Regions from separate parts of the Homo sapiens genome. Here region 1 is linked to region 2. A link is a contact called in ENCODE Hi-C or POLR2A ChIA-PET data. All regions are on one chromosome and are shown on one strand. The core of a region is the stretch at or near the end of the contact, and the rest is flanking DNA. Distances in the headings are between cores, read along the strand shown.

The links. A loop is a pair of places that touch in the nucleus more often than their neighbours do. ChIA-PET counts read pairs that join two places held with the same protein, here RNA polymerase II (POLR2A). Pooled maps may share reads with other maps.
Region 1: a map of astrocyte of the cerebellum shows a loop between it and region 2 (6-fold over the local background). The contact joins two enhancer-like sites. A Hi-C loop is called at or near these places in 7 of 168 maps with a recorded cell type or tissue (astrocyte of the cerebellum, body of pancreas, heart left ventricle and 3 more), 2 of 37 single-sample maps with no recorded cell type and 11 of 50 pooled maps. POLR2A ChIA-PET finds 5 or more read pairs at or near these places in 8 of 52 experiments (A549, Caco-2, MCF 10A and 3 more).

What each region holds. Positions count from the first base shown.
Region 1 is chr9:94,803,966-94,807,930 of GRCh38, forward strand. All of the region lies in intron 5 of AOPEP (aminopeptidase O (putative)), which reads left to right. Among named protein-coding and RNA genes, the nearest start is that of MIR2278, 4.0 kb to the right of the region's middle. Within about 2 kb of position 1,791, at least 11 of the 41 ENCODE cell types and tissues checked have a DNase peak (open chromatin) inside an H3K27ac peak, as active enhancers do.
Region 2 is chr9:94,845,251-94,848,933 of GRCh38, forward strand. The region is part of intron 5 of AOPEP (aminopeptidase O (putative)); the gene reads left to right. Among named protein-coding and RNA genes, the nearest start is that of MIR2278, 37 kb to the left of the region's middle. Within about 2 kb of position 2,406, at least 2 of the 41 ENCODE cell types and tissues checked have a DNase peak (open chromatin) inside an H3K27ac peak, as active enhancers do.

The sequences.
Region 1 (3,965 bases), core at 541-3,040, 42 kb before region 2:
GTCTGTATGAAGATATGCATGCATTTAAAATGCATCTCTGAAGTACACACAGCTCTCTTCCTGTTGGTTTAATTAATATTCTACTGTTTTCATTGTGTCCTCGTATGTTCTCAGAGTCTCTGCTGGGGATTGACTGGCAAGCCTAGTTTCTTAATTTTGAGAAATAATGAAAGGAGCTCATCATCACACTTACACTCTCTGTTATAACAGCAGTAACGTTAATGGAATCATATTCTAGAACCAGGCATATGACAGTTGCTTAAAAATTAACACCTTAATCTTACCTTTGTATGTGTGTATAGGAAATGCTTTGCTTTGCATTTGTCTCTCAGCAGTTCACAATTACATGTCATGGCATAGTTAGGTTGGCAGAACTACCTAGCTGTCGTCCATATATGTTCTTTTTTTTCCTTGTATTTGAATTTCAAGAATCTCTTGCAACTTATTTCAGAGTGGTTTTCTGTGAAGAGCACTGAAGTTAAAAAACCATGTGCTGTGTAGTTCTGCTTCATGGCTCAGCTGTTCACATGCATCTTCACCCTTCATCCCACTGGGAAAATTGAGGGGAAAAAAATGACTATAGTGTGGCCGATGACAGGTGACAGATTGTTTGAGCTTTTCCCCACCTGTTCTATACCAGATAATCTTGATAATTTGGTTATTGTTTATTTATTCTTGCAATAAATATTTATCAAGCGTATACTGTGTGCCAGATAGTACTTACGATGCAAAGCCTACAAGGGTGAACGAGATAGAGGAGGCCTCTGTCCTTATGAAATGGACATTCTAGTCAGGGGAGAAAATTAGTGTACGTGAAACAAGTAATTAAGATGTATGCTATGAAGAAAATAAAATCAAGTAAGTGTCACAGTGGGAGAATCAATAGCATCGTTAGGGTGAGAGGGAAAAGCTTCCTTAAAGGGTGACATTTGGGCTAAGACTGAAGAATAAAAAGGAATCAGCTTTGTGACCATCTGGTGGAAAAGCACTCCGGTCCACAGGCCTCAAGGTGGGAACCACTCTCATGGGTTGGAGGAGTAGAATGAAGGCCAGGATGGTGGCAGGTCAGTGAGGTCTTAAAATGGCTTTCCTTAGCCCCGTTCTTAGTGAGCTTGGGTGCCAGGAGCAAGTGAGTCACTAAGAAATGGCAAGATTAAGTCAGGTCCATCATTCTAGGCAGACGGGTTATGGGAAGAGATCAAATTTTTTTTTTTTTTTCTTGGGACCGTAGATACCTATACCATCTCCCGACTGGCTAATGAGAACCTGATTGGCTTAGCAGCTGCTGTTCTTGAGCAGAATTCTCCATGGCTGAAGCTATCAGAACACCTGGCACCCAGACGGGCAACCGTCCCTTTGTAGAGAAGGGAGAAGTCTCAGATCACCACGTTTTCTTCCCCTGGCAGCTGTTGATTGATTCTTTGCAAGGGTTTTTGACATCGTTGGTCACAGAGAGGGAAGCTGTGTCTCATCCTAGTTTTATTTGCTCATCCTAGTTTGAAAGGTTTTTTGTTTTTTGTTTTTTGTTTTTTTTTTTAAAAAAAGCAACAACAACTGAATGAAAATAGGATTGACAATTAAAGACCATAGAAAAAATTATCAATTATTAAAATCTTCACAACATGCTTCACTATGAGGAAAAACTATAAAGCTCCCTATTACACAAGGCTTATTCTTAAAAGGTTTGATTGTGCAATAAAAGACTTCTGAATGTTTATACTAGTTCCTGACTATTGCATGCACAATTTTCTTAAGTACCTCAATTTGCAAATAAACGGTATGCACGTACATGCCCAAGAATGAATGTAACCAGCCTTTTCCTCCACTCCCTCCTCCCGGGTTAGACAGGGTGTTGTCCTGTTTATTCTTATCTCCCAGCCAATGTGTAATAGAATAAGCAAAACATAACATGCTGGTACAAAGGGCCTGTTGTTTTCAGCTTTCTAATTATGCTCCTTTCTGCTGGGGAAGGAAGCAGTCATAAATTTCTGTCATTATCTTAAGTAGCAAGGTTTCACAGCTTTGAGAATTTTTCTTTGTTTGTTCTTTGTTGGCTTTACTTGAATTTTTGATCCCTCAAACCAAAACCACCCTACTTTTAAACAATCCTTCTTTAGATTTCAGGGGATGTGACCCCCTGATTTCAAGGCAAGATGCAGCCATAGTGATTCTTTGCCTCAGGAATCAGATTTTGAGCCTTAAATTAGTATGCCTTTGAATTCACCATGGCTGCCAACTTCTCTACTTTCTCCGATGTGCTGCATATTTTTGTTTTGTGTGTGGGTTTTGTTTCTTGTTATTGTTGTCGTTTCTTTCTCAGATTTTAATAAATTCTCAATTTTCTTTCTGCATGGATTGTTTTTTAAAAAGATGTTGAATGGGCATTTCTTTCCCCTGTTGTGTGGTATAACTCTTCTCTGCTTTTTCAAACAGGTGGGTGTGAATGATAGAAAGCAGCTCATACCATCCTTTTTTTCTGTAAAATTTTAATCCCTTGTTTACTGGCAACCCTGCTGTTGCTGTAGAGATGAACAAACAGAATGAGTTGTGAGCTGTGAGGCACATGCAAGGTGATTTATGCCCATGTGTGCTTCCCCTTTGTTGCTTTCTTTGTGTTCACTTTCTCCATTTTCTCTTTTATTTCAATTATCCTTCTTGAGAAAATTATTTGACTTTATTTGCGTCCTATGTTATAGGTAGGGGCTTTCCCCTTCTAATGTGTTCTGGTTCTTTCATTTTTGTGTTCCTGAAATAGTAACTGGTATTCATAAAGTGATGTTCTTCTGGGACCCTGAAAGCCCTTGGCCAGGATTATTTTGTTCGTCTTGACAATACCACTTTGTACTAAGCAAGGTAGGTAGTGAGAATGTGTGTGTATGTTCCATTTTTTACAGAGCGGGTATTAAGAGGATATATAATGTCCCAAAGTCACTTAGAAGCAGGAAGTCAGGGAGACAAGTAAAATGGCCTCATCTTGTGATGGCTGTCAAGAGTCTGGTGGTCCAGACTTAGGCAAGGCTGATGTGTAACTGTTTCTAAGGCAGTGAGTGCTTGATTTAGGGTCTCCACACAGAAACCATACTGACCCTGTGAGTGAAGATATCATTGAAGATCAGCATTCACTGTGGGCTGGCTTTGAGGCAGCCATAGAATCTGGATACCAGGCAAATTCCTGGATCACATGAGTTCTTGGGGGCCAGGCTCTCTCTCTTCTGTTGGAGCAACAGGCAGAGTGAACTCACAGCTTTTGGGTTAACTAGAATCTTCTTTTTGCCATTAAACAGCTGTGTTGCTTGTCAGATCGAGAAGTAGCATCTTATCATCATTATACCATGATTCTTCACCCTCTGAAAGATTATGCTTAAGTGTTTGGTTTTCTTTGAACTGTTCTCCCCACACAAAGACTGACAGTCCTACCTTCAGAGAACACTGCTGGGGCCATCCTTCAAGAGAAATTGTCAGGCCTTTGAAAGGCCTTCCTGAAGCAATCATTCCTCTACCTGCGTTTGTAATCTCTCTATTGATGTCATCCTAGGTTCCTAATGTCTTCCAGTCCTTGAGCCTGAGACGGCCAGTCAGCACCACCTTGCCATTTTTTCCATTGCAAAGAAAAGGCTTTTTCCCCCGCCTTGCCACTTATTTCTTTACCGAAGCATCATTACTGAATAGAACATACACACTCCCTGGGTGAAAAAGAACAATGGAGTTCAGTGCACAAAGTTACCTAACTTGGGATATTCCCAATCTTGCAAGCTCTTTCTCCTTATACCACTACACAGAGTGAGCAAATACTACCAGCTTCTGTACTGCTGATGTATGCATGTGGTCATGGAGCTATGTAAGTATTTCTTTTAAGGGTAGATTTCTTTTAGGGAAAACACCAACTCTGGAAAGTCCTCAGGCAAAGTACAATGTGTGAACAGCTCTGCTGGAGGGAATATTGCCAAGATGCAGCTGGAGCCCAC
Region 2 (3,683 bases), core at 1,156-3,655:
CAGGTGGGGCAGAGCCCCCGAGGTGGGAAGCACTTTGCAAGCTGGGAGAACTGCAGGAAGGCCAGGCTGCTGGTGTTGAATGAACGAGGGAAAAAATGGTAGGAAGTAAAACTGGAGAAGTTGCTGAGGACCCAATTCCACGGGGCCTTACAGGGTTTTTATTCTGAGCAATTGTGGGGAGCCATTTGAAGGTTTTAAGTAAGGAGTAACACGATTTGAGGTGTGCCTTGAAAAGATCATGCTGGGTGGATACCCGTTTTGGGGGAACGGGACAGGAAAGGGGCAGGGAAGAGCAGACATACAAGTTAAAAAGCTAATAGAGAAATCTACATGCGAGATAATGGTAGCTTGGACTAGGGTTGGTAACAGTGAGAAGTGTTCAAATTTGGGATATTTTGAAGAGCTGTTGGGATTTTGGAGTGGTTTGTGTCTAAGATGTGAGAGAAAAAGAGGTCAAGAACAATTTCAAGATTTGGTGCCATTTGTTGAGGGAGGGCTGGGCAGGGGAAGAATAAGGTTGTAGGAGAAAATCAAGGTTGGTTTTAAATGTATTGAGTCTGGGCCGGGTGCAGTGGCTCACGCCTGTAATTTCAGCACTTTGGGAGGCCAAGGTGGGGGTGGATCACCTGAGGTCAGGAGTTCGAGACCAGCCTGGCCAACATTGCAAAACTCCATCTCTATTAAAAATACAAGAATTAGTCAGGCGTGGTGTCGGGTGCCTGTAACCCCAGCTACTGGGGAGGCTGAAGCAGGAGAATCACATGAACCTGGGAGGTGGAGGTTGCAGTGAGCTGAGATGGCGCCATTGCACTCCAGCCTGGGCGATGAGAGCGAGACTCCATCTTAAAAAAAAAAAAAAAATTTGAGTCTGAAATGGCTAGTGGAAATACAGCTGGAGTTCATGAGGCAGCCCATGACTAGAGATCTGAATTTGCGGAGCCTTCAGGATACAGATGGTATTTGACGTCATGAAACTGGAGAAGCACAACGTGGAAGGAGGTGGAAAGAAGATCAGTGGTGTGCGGACTGAGCTGTGGTGTCAGGAATATCAGCTGCTGAGAAGTGGAAGTTATGAGGACTGAGGGTGGACTGTGGGATTTGGTTCAGTGGGGGTCACTGGTGACCTGGAAGAAGGCAATTGTGATAGAATATTGGGAAAAGAAGTTTAACTGGAGTGAGTTGAGAGAAGGTGGGGCAAGAAAGTTGAGACATCAAGTACAGGCAGCTCTTTCAGGGAGTCCTACTGTAAAATTAAAGAAATAGGGAAATTGCTGGAGAAGGATGTGAAGCCAAGTGAGGATGTTTTAAGGGAACAGTCTATCAGAGCACATTTGTGTGCTGAAGAGAATAACCTGGGCAAAGAGAAAGAAGCTGGCTGGGCATGGTGGCTCACGCCCGTAATCCTAGCACTTTCCAAGGCCGAGGTGGTGGGAGGATTGCTTGAACCCAGGAGTTCAAGATCATCTTGGAAAACAAAGTGAGACTCCATCTTTACAAAAATTTTAAAAAGTTAGCTTGCGATGGTGGTGTGTACATGTGTTCTCAGCTACTTGGGAGGCTCAGGTGTGAGGATCACTTCAGCCCAGAAGGTTGAGGCTGCAGTGAGCCAGGGATGGCGCCACTGCTCTCCAGCCTGGGTGACAGAGCAAGACTCTGTCTCTGAATGAATGAATGAATGAATGAAGCTGATGAGAATGGAGCGGATAGTGGATGATTGCAGTGACCATATTTATTGAGGTGGTGGGAGGGTGGGGATCTACAATAGGAGTAAAGTGGGTCTTTGATGAGCACACAGAAGGTTTACCCACTATCAAAGATGGGGAGGCACATGTGGAGGTGGCTGCAGGGAGGTTGGTAGATTTGGTGGTTCCCTTTGTACACACACACACACACACACACACACTCTCTCTGTCTCTCTCTCTCTCTCTCTGTCTCTGTCTCTCTCTCTCTCTCCACACATCCCCACCCTCCCACCATGCCTGCAGTGCAGGGTACAAGGAGGAAATGATGGGCTGTGAAGCTGGAAGGGTGGGTGGGGAATGGATATTGTGGAGAAGCTCTTCCATTCACCTAAGGAGTTTGGATCTCATTCTTGGGCAGAGGGGAGCCCTGGTGGCTAGTAATTATGGGAAGAGCCTGATCTTCTGTGGGATGTGGAGGCAGCAGGAACTCCAGTGGGGCAGGGCTGGTTGGGAAAACCTGGGGCACAGAGGCTGCTGCCAGGGCCAGGTGAACTCTACTTCTTTATTCTGTCAATACGTTGTTAACACGTACTTTTCTGAAATTGAATAGATTCTTATAGATGATTGAAGAAAATCAAATTAATTCAAGTAGTCATGAAGCAGAACTATGTTAGCTGCCAGGCAAGCAGCTGATTTCCTTTAATAAGATGAATCATTAATGGGTTGGGAGATTTAGGCCTTCGTGTGCAGTAAGGGAGGAAACAGATATGAGTGGGAGAAAATGTGAGGTATTTTGGAACCACAACAATCCTGTTAGTTACTCTTAATACCCTTAGACCTTCTGTAGGCACTGTTGATATCTTTTAACAGATGAAGGAGGAGAGTCCAGGGCATTTCAGTCACTGCTCATAGCACCCAGAAAATCAGTTGGTAGACCTAGGATTTAAATGGTGTTCTTGAATTTCTAGTTCTTTACTTGGTCCTTGGACTGAAGCAAAGTGAGAAATCTTGGCGATAAACCACCTGCAGGACTGGGGACATATCACTTAGGCTTTAATGTTCAGGTCCACACTATTTCACAAAATTTCTACAATCTAAAGTGGGGATTACTTGGCTACCAGCATCAGGGGAAATGTGACACTGCAGTTACTTATTAGATTCTCATTTTAAGGCCCTCTGTGGAAGAGAGGATCTCACCAGCATATACTTGGTTAATAAGTAAAACATGGATCTTGGGCCAGTGCAGTGGCTCACACCTGTAATCCATCCCAGCACTTTGGGAGGCCAAGGCGGGCGGGTCACAAGGTCAGGAGGTCGAGACCATCCTGGCTAACACGGTGAAACCCCATCTGTACTAAAAATACAAAAAATTAGCAGGGCATGGTGGCAGGTGCCTAGAGTCCCAGCTACTCAGGAGGCTGAGGCAGGAGAATGGCATGAACCCGGGAGGCGGATCTTGTAGTGAGCTGAGATTACACCACTGCACTCCAGCCTGGGCGACGGAGCGAGACTCCGTCTCAAAAAAAAAAAAAAAAAAAAAATTAGCCAGGCATGGTGGTGCATGCTGTAGTCCCAGCTACTTGGGAGGCTGAAGCAGGAGAATCGCTTGAACCCGGGAGGCAGAAGTTGCAGTGAGCCAAGATCACGCCACTGCACCCCAGCCTGGGTGACAGAGGGAGATTCCCACTCAAACAAACAAACAAACAAACAAACCAAAAACAAAAAAACAAAAAAAAAACATGGAGCTTGACTCGGAGATGGTTGTAACTGCTGCACTTCCTCTCCTGTGAATGCCCTACCAAGCTAATAGCCCAGGTAAAAGGGGAAAGCATTATTATAGTGAAGTCTAAACATTTTATTTTGTTTTATTTTTTGAGATGGAGTTTCGCCCTTGTCACCCAGGCTGGAGTGCAATGGCACTGCAGCCTCCACTTCCTGGGTTCAAGCGATTCTCCTGCCTCAGCCTCCCACGTAGCTGGGATTACAGGCATGCATCACCAC